4 separate regions of the Homo sapiens genome follow, and all the other regions are linked to region 4. A link is a contact called in ENCODE Hi-C or POLR2A ChIA-PET data. All regions are on one chromosome and are shown on one strand. The core of a region is the stretch at or near the end of the contact, and the rest is flanking DNA. Distances in the headings are between cores, read along the strand shown. Region 1 overlaps DEPDC1B (DEP domain containing 1B). Region 2 overlaps DEPDC1B (DEP domain containing 1B). Region 3 overlaps PART1 (prostate androgen-regulated transcript 1). Region 4 overlaps DEPDC1B (DEP domain containing 1B).

What was found. Hi-C counts contacts between places; a loop is a spot of excess contacts on that map. ChIA-PET counts read pairs that join two places held with the same protein, here RNA polymerase II (POLR2A). Pooled maps may share reads with other maps.
Region 1: a pooled map shows a loop between it and region 4 (2.4-fold over the local background). The contact joins two enhancer-like sites. A Hi-C loop is called at or near these places in 2 of 168 maps with a recorded cell type or tissue (aorta and transverse colon), 8 of 37 single-sample maps with no recorded cell type and 8 of 50 pooled maps. POLR2A ChIA-PET finds 5 or more read pairs at or near these places in 1 of 52 experiments (RWPE1).
Region 2: a loop to region 4 is called in a map of aorta, with 2.8 times the contacts of the local background. The contact joins two enhancer-like sites. A Hi-C loop is called at or near these places in 3 of 168 maps with a recorded cell type or tissue (Caco-2 and aorta), 8 of 37 single-sample maps with no recorded cell type and 7 of 50 pooled maps. POLR2A ChIA-PET finds 5 or more read pairs at or near these places in 1 of 52 experiments (RWPE1).
Region 3: a loop to region 4 is called in a map of aorta, with 3 times the contacts of the local background. The contact joins two enhancer-like sites. A Hi-C loop is called at or near these places in 4 of 168 maps with a recorded cell type or tissue (B cell, GM12878, aorta and 1 more), 20 of 37 single-sample maps with no recorded cell type and 10 of 50 pooled maps. POLR2A ChIA-PET finds 5 or more read pairs at or near these places in 1 of 52 experiments (OCI-LY7).

Annotation. Positions count from the first base shown.
Region 1 is chr5:60,632,202-60,634,901 of GRCh38, reverse strand. All of the region lies in intron 7 of DEPDC1B (DEP domain containing 1B), which reads left to right. Among named protein-coding and RNA genes, the nearest start is that of DEPDC1B, 67 kb to the left of the region's middle. Within about 2 kb of position 1,346, at least 3 of the 41 ENCODE cell types and tissues checked have a DNase peak (open chromatin) inside an H3K27ac peak, as active enhancers do.
Region 2 is chr5:60,651,017-60,653,716 of GRCh38, reverse strand. All of the region lies in intron 2 of DEPDC1B (DEP domain containing 1B), which reads left to right. Among named protein-coding and RNA genes, the nearest start is that of DEPDC1B, 48 kb to the left of the region's middle. RefSeq lists a silencer at 1,321-1,615. Within about 2 kb of position 1,361, at least 2 of the 41 ENCODE cell types and tissues checked have a DNase peak (open chromatin) inside an H3K27ac peak, as active enhancers do.
Region 3 is chr5:60,540,090-60,542,789 of GRCh38, reverse strand. The region is part of intron 3 of PART1 (prostate androgen-regulated transcript 1); the gene reads right to left. Among named protein-coding and RNA genes, the nearest start is that of PART1, 54 kb to the right of the region's middle. Within about 2 kb of position 1,354, at least 7 of the 41 ENCODE cell types and tissues checked have a DNase peak (open chromatin) inside an H3K27ac peak, as active enhancers do; they include B cell and GM12878, where a contact is called at or near this core.
Region 4 is chr5:60,596,436-60,599,135 of GRCh38, reverse strand. DEPDC1B (DEP domain containing 1B) reads left to right here. Exons shown (of 11, transcript NM_018369.3): 10 at 1-61; 11 at 1,222-2,224. The coding sequence ends at 1,383. Among named protein-coding and RNA genes, the nearest start is that of DEPDC1B, 100 kb to the left of the region's middle. Within about 2 kb of position 1,380, at least 3 of the 41 ENCODE cell types and tissues checked have a DNase peak (open chromatin) inside an H3K27ac peak, as active enhancers do; they include B cell and GM12878, where a contact is called at or near this core.

The DNA of each region.
Region 1 (2,700 bases), core at 97-2,596, 36 kb before region 4:
TGGCTGGAGCTTTTAAAGATGCAGATGGGCCAAGGTAAGGATGTTGAATTACCTCAAAACATAATGACTGTTGCTGCCTACCAAGATTGTCAGAATAAAGTGGAGTTAGGTACTCATTAAAGGTGGAAATTTAGGGAAATGCCTAGGTATTACCTGGCTGTAACTAAATACACAAGCTATTTATTTATTTATTTTTATATTTATTTATTTATTTATTTATTTATTTTTTTGAGACAGAGTCTCACTGTGTTGCCCAGGCTGGAGTGCAGTGGCATGATCTCGGCTCACTGCAAGCTCCCTCTCCTGGGTTCACACCATTCTCCTGCCTCAGCCTCTCGAGTAGCTGGGACTACAGGCACCCACCACCATGCCCAGCTAATTTTTTGTATTTTTAGTAGAGGCGGGGTTTCACCGTGTTAGCCAGGATGGTCTCGATCTCCTAATCTCGTGATCCGCCCGCCTCGGCCTCCCAAAATGCTGGGATTACAGGCATGAGCCACTGTGCCCGGCCTATTTGTTTTTATTTTTTAAGAGCATTTGGAATGATTTATTTCCAAGATTCACGATTGCAGATAATGTATGGTCAGCAAGTGGTTGCAAAGGAAGTCTGCTGTATGTGTCTGACTTGGAAGGAAAAAACACTGATAAGACAGTGGGTTCTTTGGCTTCCTCATTCAGACCATGCATGCCAGTGCTTCTGTTTCCTCCTTCTTGGCCCTTGCTTGGTGTCTAGGCAGATTAAATTCTTAGAAGGGTACTGGTCACCCAGAGATTGCAGATGTGCAAAAGTTGGCTTTTAAAGTTTAGCGTCCCATAATTGGATTTTTCACTGCTGCAGACTCTACTGCATGCCACTCTCTGCCATTTGCCTATACCTGTCCATGGTTGCCTCTTCTGCATTTTCCTTGGTAGTAGCTTTAAGTCTCTGTCTCACACACCCAACATTGTGCTTCCTGGATTTGTGGGTATAATTTGCGAATGTAAAGGGGTGCCCTGTACTATCTATTTCTGAGGCATAGTTTCAAATAAAATGGTATTTTATAGCCTGCATTAATGTGAAATTACTTTCAATTAGGATTCTGAGTAATTTACACATAATGTTTGTAAAGTGAAGGAAAAATGTCAAGCATTTCACTAACAAATGAAAGCAAAGCTCACAAGTCTCTGCCAGAAATGAATTCCAAGAACACTTTCTTTATCATTTCTCTTTTCAGCTCACAAATCTACAGGCTGGTGATTTAGCCTGGGCAGCTCTTCAGGTCTCAGCTGGGCTCACTCCCAGGACTGCAGGCTATTGGTAGGGGCCTCCCAGGTCTGGAGGTTGGCTGGGGTGACTCAGTTCTGCTCCACATGTCTCCCTCCAGCAGGCCAACCCTGGCATGTTCTCACGGTGAAGGCAGAGCTTCTATTGGAGTACTTGCCTACAGCTACTCTTTTTTCCCAAGCCTCCAGCATAGCTTTCTTGTGTGCTTCCCAAGTCTACTTCACAGTTTCTCCACAAGAATCCAGTCATTTTACATGGAGTAGAGAGAGAGTCTTGCAGATCCTCTCCTTGGCCAGAGGAAGTCACCAGAGTAAGGAAGGAGAGAAGAGGCAAGGAAGGCAGCAGGGCCAGCTCCTCTTGTTAAAGTGTGAACACTAACTGAACAGTACCTACCATAGAGAAGGCAGGAGAGTAACTTCAGGGGTAAGGAGTCCAGGCTCTAGAGAGAAGCAGACATGGATTCCAGTCCTGGCTTCTGCACTCACTGTGGGCAAGTTATCCCCTAGCCTCAGATTCTTCAGAAGTGAAATGGCATAATGCTATTAACTATTGCCTTAAGGCCTTTGTGAAGTTCAGATACACACAAAGAGCTTGGCACAGCAGCTGGCACACAGCAGGCACTCAAGGAAATGATTGTGGTAGTACTTAGGTGAGGGCATAATGCAGGTTTTAAAAGGAATCTCCCAGCCTGTGGCTTATTCTGCTGGCGTCAGGACAAGGACAGGGACAGACATTTCCCCTGACTTCTCTTCACTTCCAGAAGTCCACTGGCAACTTGCCTCAGTCTCCTGTCCCCAACACCACCACAGCCACCTAAAATCCCAGACCTGGATGCTGCATTATCCCCACAGCTGTGGAGGTCTCCATTCCCCAGGCTGGCTTATATAAAGTGGTACCAGGGACCCAGCCTAGAGGGACCCCTGCTAGTTTGCCAGTGGTCCCTGGTGGTCACATGTCCAAGGCCCTGGGTGCTGAGCACTTCGGAGGCCATGGGCCCTTGAAGCAAGGCCTGTGCTGGGCACTGCAGAAGGCAGAGGCCAGGTCGGAGTAGCCACTGCTGTCCAGCTTTGGTCTTGTGGGGGCAGATGCACCCATGGCTCTTAGGCAGGAGCTGGATATTCTGGGCAAAGTTCCGTGTGGCCGCTGGGCCTGACTTCGCAGAGGGGGCGCTCTGGCCAGATGGGTGGAGGTTGCAGGATTTGGGGCTGAGTGGGACCAGGCTCCAATCAAGGCAGGTGGCCTGGCTTGCTGCTCAGTTTGCAGCAGCCGCCTTTCCCCAGCGTGCCTGTGGTGGTGGCATCAATGATCCTAGCACCTGGGATGATGCCTGGCAGCCGATTTGGGGTGAGGAGTGGCTTCCAGGACACGGGCATGGAGTGCTCCAGCCAAGCATTGCCATCGCCGTGGCCCTGTGTGCTCTGAGTGGCCTGGGCTGC
Region 2 (2,700 bases), core at 112-2,611, 55 kb before region 4:
AACATCAGAAAAACCCTTCTAGATATTGGCTTAGACAAAGACTTCATGACCAAGAACCCAAAAGTAAATGCAACAAAACAAAGACAAATAAATAAATAGATGGGACTTAATTAAACTAAAAAGCTTCTGCATAGCAAAAGAAATAATCAGCAGAGTAAACAAATAACCCACAGAGTAGGAGAAAAATGTTCACAAAGTACGCACCTGACAAAGGACTAATATCCACAATGTACGAGGAACTCAATCAAACCAGCAAGATAACAACAAACAATCCTTTCAAAAAGTGGGCTAAGGACATGAGTAGACAATTCTCAAAAAAAGATATGCGAATGGCCCACAAACACATGAAAAAATGGTCAACATTACTAACGATGAGGGAAATGCAAATCAAAACCGCAATGTGATACCACTGTACTCCTGCAAGAATGACCATTAAAAATAAAAAGATGTTGAAATGGATGTGGCAAAAAAGGAACACGTTTAGACTGCTGGTGGGAATGTAAACTAGTACAACTATGGAAAACAGTGTGGATGGAGATTCCTTAAAGAACTTAAAGTAAATCTGCCATTTGATCCAGCAATCCCACAACTGGGTATCGACCCAGAGGAAAGGAAGTCATTATACGAAAAAGACACTTGCACACACATGTTTATAGCAGCACAATTTGCAGTTGCAAAAATATGGAACCAGCCCAAATGCCCATTAATCAATGAGTGGATAAAGAAAATATGGTGTGTATAAATATACACCATAGAATACTACTCCACCATAAAAAGGAACAAAATAATGACATTTGCAGCAATCTGGATGAAATTGGAGACCATTATTCTAAGTGAAGTAACTCAGGAATAAAAAACCAAACATTGCGTGTCCTCACTTATAAGTGGGAGCTAAGCTATGAGGATGCAAAGGCATAAGAATGATATGATAGACTTTAGGGACTTGGGGAATGGGTGGGAGGGTGATGAGGGATAAAAGACTATACATTGGTTACAGTATACACTGCTCGGGTGATGGGTGCACCAAAATCTCAGAAATCATCACTGAAGAACTTATTCATGTAACCAAACACCACCTGTCCCTCAAGACTTATTGAAATAATAAATAAATAAAAAGGATTCTACAAAAAAGAAACCTTATAAACTGAGTTCCTAGCCATGATGGGATAGGGGGTTGGACAAGCCTCAGTATGTCCCTTCCTTAGTAACCTTTAACCAGATTTCTTTCCTAAGAAATAAACAGAAACCAGCTCTGGAGAACAAGAAACAGATGACTCATTGCTTTATCATCTTAAGCCAATCATCTGAGGCTGTGACTGGACTCTTCCTACTTTTTTTGCAATTTCACAATACATCCCTTGCTAAAAACTGACCACCATCTCCAGACCGGTTTTGGCTGACTGGTGGAGGATACACGGTGATGGTTTTGTGTCCTCTGCTTCATCTTTTGACATCAGTGGGCTGAAAACTCCATTTTCAGATCATGCTAATGCCACCATTTTTTGAACATGCAACCCATGAAAGGTGCATGAAGCGCAATTGCACATGTGCATATTTCTTCTTTCATAAATATTCATGACTCTTCCTTTAGCTTATTAAATATGCATATTTGGCTACCTCACTCAGCATAAATTCCTGTTCCCTTTACCCCTCCCTCAAAGTGCTTGCTCTCAGCTGCTGTTGGAGGCTTTGTTTCCCATCCTGTGGGATGGCCAGCATACAGGCTGAAACCCTTTATGAGAAATAAAGCTCTTCTTTTCAAATTTATCCACCTCATCATTCTTAAATTGGCACAATCCACACCTGGTTATTGCAGCTGTTATAAAAGAAACCAGTTGTCATTTTCATCATTCATCCTGGGAAATTTGTTCACCAGATCCACCTTTTCTAGTTTCCCTATTACCACAGGTGACAGTTGTACTGAAATTTATGCCACTGTGCAACACAGATTTTTTTCTCCACCTTCCATACTGTTTCACAACAACTTCCTTACTGTTCTTTCAACCTCTATTAAGAAGTCCATCTGAGGCCCTTCATGCATCCATTTCACTGCCCGATCCTGTTGCAGATACCACACATTTCTTTTCTAGTTATCTGTTGTGTAATAAAACTATGTCAAACTTACTGGATTAAAATAACCATTGTAGTTTTTTTTAGTTTTTTTTTTGTTTTTTTTGTTTTTTTTTTAGGTGGAGTCTCTCTCTGTTGCCCAGTCTGAAGTGGTGCAGTGGTGCAATTTCAGCTCACTGCAACCTCCGCCTCCTGGGTTCAGGCAATTCTCCTGTCTTTGCCTTCCGAGTAGCTGGAATTACAGGCACACGCCACCATGCACGGCTAATTTTTGTATTTTTAGTAGAGACGAGATTTCACGATGTTGGCCAGGCTGGTCTCGAATTCCTGACCTCAGACAATCCACCCACCCTGGTCTCCCAAAGTGCTGGGATTACAGGTGTGAGCCACTGTGCCGGCCCATTGTAGTTTTTACATAATTGTGTGGATCAGGAATTTTGGAAGGTTGCTTAGGTGGGCATCAGCTGCGGCTGCTGAGGCTAGAGAATCCACCTCCAGGAATATTTGTTTATTTGCAGATCTGGAATTTTGGTGCTCCTTTACCTCAGTTTATTTCCTTGCAGTATCTCATCTTCTAGGGCCTCTTCCTGTTGCTTAGGTATTTGACAACATGGTGGGCTCACGGTAGTC
Region 3 (2,700 bases), core at 105-2,604, 56 kb after region 4:
TGGTGTGGAGAGAGGAGAATGTCTCAGGAGACCAGGTAAGGGTTCCTATGATTGCAGAACCAACCAAAGAGCCTTGGAGGCACCAATGATGATGATTTTCTCTAGTTCTTCAAAAGCCAGGAACTGGGCCATATTGTTTTCTTTGAAAGAAAAGAAAAATAAGTGAAAATGCTTCACAGAATATTTTATAGCAACACACTTCTCTGGATTAATTAATAGTTTTAGAAGATGGAGGTAAAGAGCTCATCTGTATAAAGGTCTGAAGATGCACATATCATCTTGGAAAAAAAGAGGCTGTTATTCCATCATTTCCACATACACGGTTTTGTTACAAATATAATTGAAAATTCAAGTCTTTCAAAAATAGAATACATGGGTACTGGAGATTAGGTCACACATAATCAAATTCTAAATTTCTTTTCCAGCAAAGTCGTCCCTACTGAGGTCAGAGTACAAAGAAGAGGGGATGGTAGGCTAAACGCCAAATGAATGAAAAGGGAAGATTTTTCAGGCAGGGAGTCATTAGTCTTGTCACATGCTGCTGATATGAAAGGACTGACCACTGGATTGAGCAACATGAAGGCATGTGACCTCAATACAAGCTTTTTCTGTGGTTGGAATGAGATAAAAGAGAACAGGGAGAGAAGTGGAGTCACCAAGTGAGGACAACTCTTTGAAGGAGGTTTGTGGACCATTTGTTGTTATACAGAGGGAAATGCACAGGGGATTTTATGATGAGGGAACAGCTCTGTTTAAGAACTGGGTGTAATTGCTTTTGAGTCCACAGAGAGTCAAGGTTCTCTGTGATTTAATTATTCAGGAAAGAGGCTTCCTAGAAAGTTTACACTTTCTTCAAAGAAAGTCAGTTTCTCTCATTTGCATGTCTCTCATTTCTAAGTGACTTAATGAAAATTCCTTTCCCCACTAACTTGAGTTTTATATACCTTGTATGGAGTAGACATAAGAAGTGCTGGTTGGCCTGTTTTGGTGCAGGACAGGATCCCACAAAAAGAAATTTCAGCCTTGTAACCTTTCTTCCTTTGACTTTCTGTGATTAGTTTCCTTAGTGTCTGGTAACAGCTCTGGTTCCTTTGCTGTAGTGTGGTGAGCCTCATCTCTTCAAACAAATTGGTTCACAGGCTGGGGGATGGTGGGCGGGAGGGATGAAATCATTGTTTTGCTTCAATGTCGGTTCTCCCCTGAGAGGTCTTTCACAGCAAGGGAGTCTGTATTTTTAGAATTAGCATGTTCTGTTTCAATGTTGTGAACATTCATTTTAAACCTACTATATTTAGCAGAGGTTTAATTACCCAAATTGGGAAACTAGTTTTAAACCGTCACCTTCTACTTGGTTAATCAAAACAGTCCCTACCACCAGCAGGGGAGACTGGCAATTTCAGTCATACAGCCACACCTGGTGAGGGCAACTGACAAAAGCAATTCCATTGCCTGAGTTCAGCATCTTCAGCACCCATCCAGCCCTGTTGTAGCCCCTCTTTCTTTCAGTAAGACTTTCCTGCAATATACCCTCTGTGGACTAGGGCTGGGGGGATGTGTCTGCTCTGATGTCTGTGGGGAGTGTCTTTTCTTCCCACACAAAAATCGTGATTATATTTTCCAAAATAGCACTCAGGAAACAATCTCTCTGTGGCATTTACAGATATGTGAGATGTTGAGGAACTGCGGTCTGAATGATGAAATTTCTTGGATTTTTCAGCAATGTCATTTTTTCCTTCATTTACTCACTCACTTCTGGAAGGGCCAGTCTGAGAGCTGGGCTGAGGAGTCCAAGGCTGATGCAGTCATGGATGAGTCTGAGGCAGGGAGACCACTAGCAGGAGAATGGGCAGTGCCAACTGGCTTTAAAAATACTCAGATACAAATATGAATTTTGCACATCCATTTAGTCATTTGGCAAATATTTATTGATTGGTTGTGGGATAAGCCATAGAGCCTGACACTAGTTTAGTGAGAGAGATACACAGGAATAGGAAAAAAATTATCATAATAAATGCACAGCTACAGAGCGAGAGCTCTGAAGGATCATTTTATGAGTATGCGTAACAGGAACCTGATGTGATTGATCAGTGAAGCAAATTGGTGCTTGAACTGAGATCCACAGTGGTGCTTCCCAAATTTTATGTGCATATGAATATCTGGGGATCTTGTTAAATGCAGATTCCTGTGCTGCTTCTGGGGCTTGGGGAGGAGCCTAAAATTCTGCATCTCTAATAAGCTGCCATGTGATGCTGATGCTGCTGGTACCAAAGATTCTAAAGGACAAACATAACGGAAAGCAGGGGTTGGGGGAAATAAGTTTCACAGGGAGGGAACAGTTATACACAGCAAGAACATAGTCTGCATGGTGCTCTTCTGGTCCCTAACCACTGAAGCAAAGGTCAAGTAATTGTTCTACCTTCTTCCATGACTAATTGGCAGGATATATGTTCCCCTGATAGGACATTTCCCAACTTTAAGGCTGCTCTTTATGTTTACTTCAAAATTCCTTTTACCTCTTGTAAATATTGGGATTTCCATTTAAAAGGTCAGACAAAAGATATGTCTTCTACCCTTCTCCTTAGAATTTGCCAGAAAACAGGGACAGAAATATGAATTTCATATTTGATAAACCTTGAAGACTAACTCCCAAAAGATAATATTTGGAGAGGCTCTCAATGCAGTGAAGATCAAATATGGGTG
Region 4 (2,700 bases), core at 131-2,630:
GGAGGAAGTCATAACAGATGCCAAACTCTCCAACAAAGAGAAAAAGAAGAAACTGAAGCAGGTAAAAGGATATTCTTTATAAGCCATTTTTTCTCCTCCCTACTGTTTTTATGTTTTTTTTTTTATTTTAATAGGCTTCATGTAAATCTCATCTTCTGAGCCATAGCAGTTTTCTAAGTATATTAGTTCATACATTCTAGAAGTCTCACTGATTTACACACTTGTGGTCAGTATCCTAGATCTTTATTCTTCAGTGTAAATCTGTTACCATTGCCAAACTCTTCATTTTTGGAGCTATTCTCTAATATTTGTCCTTTGTTTTGGTATGTGGCATGATGTGAATTAGCAGAGCATCTGCTTTAATCTCAGAGAAGCTATCAGTGAGGGTGGATTTCTTTTCATGTTTTCAAAAGGCAAATCAGATGGAATTCACAGGTGTAAAATGTTTAGAGTTTAAAAGCCGTTGGTTTTAGATAGCCACTATCAAATTAGTTTCTTGCCTCAGGTATCAGTACAAGTTTTTAGTTCCTCTTATGTTAGGGAACACAGCTTAGGGTTCCAGCGAATCGTTTTTAACTCACAATATGTTACTTTTGACTATTCATAAAGGTTGATCCATGATCAGGTGAGTGGTTTTTGTTTTTAAAGACTGAACTCTACATAGTTGGATTCAGGGAACACCGTACATGTGGGATTACACACAGAGCACCAGAGTTCTGGGCTTCTGATCATATTATTCTCAGAGTAATTTTGGAGGAGAGTTTAGTGGTAAAGATCAACAGAAAGTATACTGCCTCTCTTTTAAGCTTTTCACAAAGTAATATACACCAGAATATTCCCTCTTCCATTTGAGCAGAAGCTGGTGGGGCTGAGTTGGAGAAACAGAGAAATGATGAAATGTAATTGGGCCAAAATTTTATTTAACTGTGTAGAACAGAAGTTATTTTGAAGTCAGAGTTACTTGTGAATATATAAAAAGTGAGGTCTATTTATAGTTGGCAGTGGGGGGAATTTTCAGAAACATGATTAAAAGGGGAACTTATTTGAAGCTTAGATCAAAGGAAAGATGGATTAGCTCTATAGAAATTGGAATGAAATGTTTTAACAAAAATAAACAAAAACAGGAAAATACAGGCTCAGAAACTCTTAAAATTTGGCTGCCAAATTTTATTGGCTTTTATGTGTCTTTTTTTACTCTTCTTGGACCATTCATTTTTTTAGTTTCAGAAATCCTATCCTGAAGTCTATCAAGAACGATTTCCTACACCAGAAAGTGCAGCACTTCTGTTTCCTGAAAAACCCAAACCGAAACCACAGCTGCTAATGTGGGCACTAAAGAAGCCTTTCCAACCATTTCAAAGAACTAGAAGTTTTCGAATGTAATAATACTTCCACAGCAACAGGTGCTAGAGACCACTGTTGTTGTTTTGAGTGAATGGTGGTTAGGAGAAAGACTTTGGTGGTGGAAGAAAGAAAAGCATAAAACAAAGACTACTGAAATATAGATAAAGATTGCCTTAGTTTTTAAAAATGTTTGGCCATTAGTATTTTTATAAAACTCAATGCTAGTTTTAAAGTGTATAAATTGGTTAAAATTTATGAGTCAAATATATAGTGATAATGTTAACATGTTTGTAATTGCTACAGAATTTAAGGGTATTTTTATCTCTGTGCTTTCTTTTTCATGGTGTTTATTAAATAATTGTGTATATACATCCTAGCTACTGATATCTTTATTATAGCCTTAAGACTTAATTTTAAGTCTTAAAAATAGCGTGTATACTTGAATAAGAAAGACACTGGGTACTGTTACTGTGATGCTATTGACTTAGTAGCCAATTATCATTTCTCCTGTATAAATTCCAGTTTTTATTGCTGCACATAAATTTTTTAATGTCTTATATTGTGATAGCTATGTCTTTTATTGCAGATTTATTGGATGTTATGACAGATTTTACTAAAGCTAGTGTTTTTATAACATATATATTAGTTGATGTTTACCTATAAGTGGAGTAGATTTTCATCTGCCTGCAATGGTATAATTTCAGTCTTAGCTAAAAATGGAAAGTTGAACTGGATAAATTCTTTGGGTACCCTTAGACCTCTGATTCTAAGTCAAATGCAAATGGGTTAAATAAAATGAGACTACTTCCTTTATAAATATATTTTCATCCTTTTGAAAGTAAGTGAAATGTAAATAAACTTATTTTTTTTAAAAATGCCATACCTCGTGTTTCTTTTTTGGCATTTATTTAGATCAGTTAGAGAGCATCCTCAAATGCCTTTGCCAATGGTCTTCATCAGTCATTTATTTCTATGAGAAAATGAAAAGTAAGATTTGGGCTTTTGTACTGACTGGTCTTTAGGTGAGCACTTTGCCAATTTTTTAGCATTGCTTTGTCCTTTTGTAAAATTGTGGTGCACTTGGATTATGGAGCATCTGAAAGTCTTCCTCTGAGCGCAATTACCCAGAAAGCTGAGAGCAACACCCACTAATTGGCTTACAGTACTCCTTGGACTGATTTTTCCTTGCACTTAAGATTTGCTCCTGTTCTCTTGTAGCAAAATACCTCCTACATCTGATGCAGATTTTGCTTTTAAAAATGGACCAAAGTATTCCTATTGGTTTGGGTACCACCTTACATTCCAAATACATAATGTAATGGGAGATTTTTAGTGTTTCAGGATTCATTCTCAGAC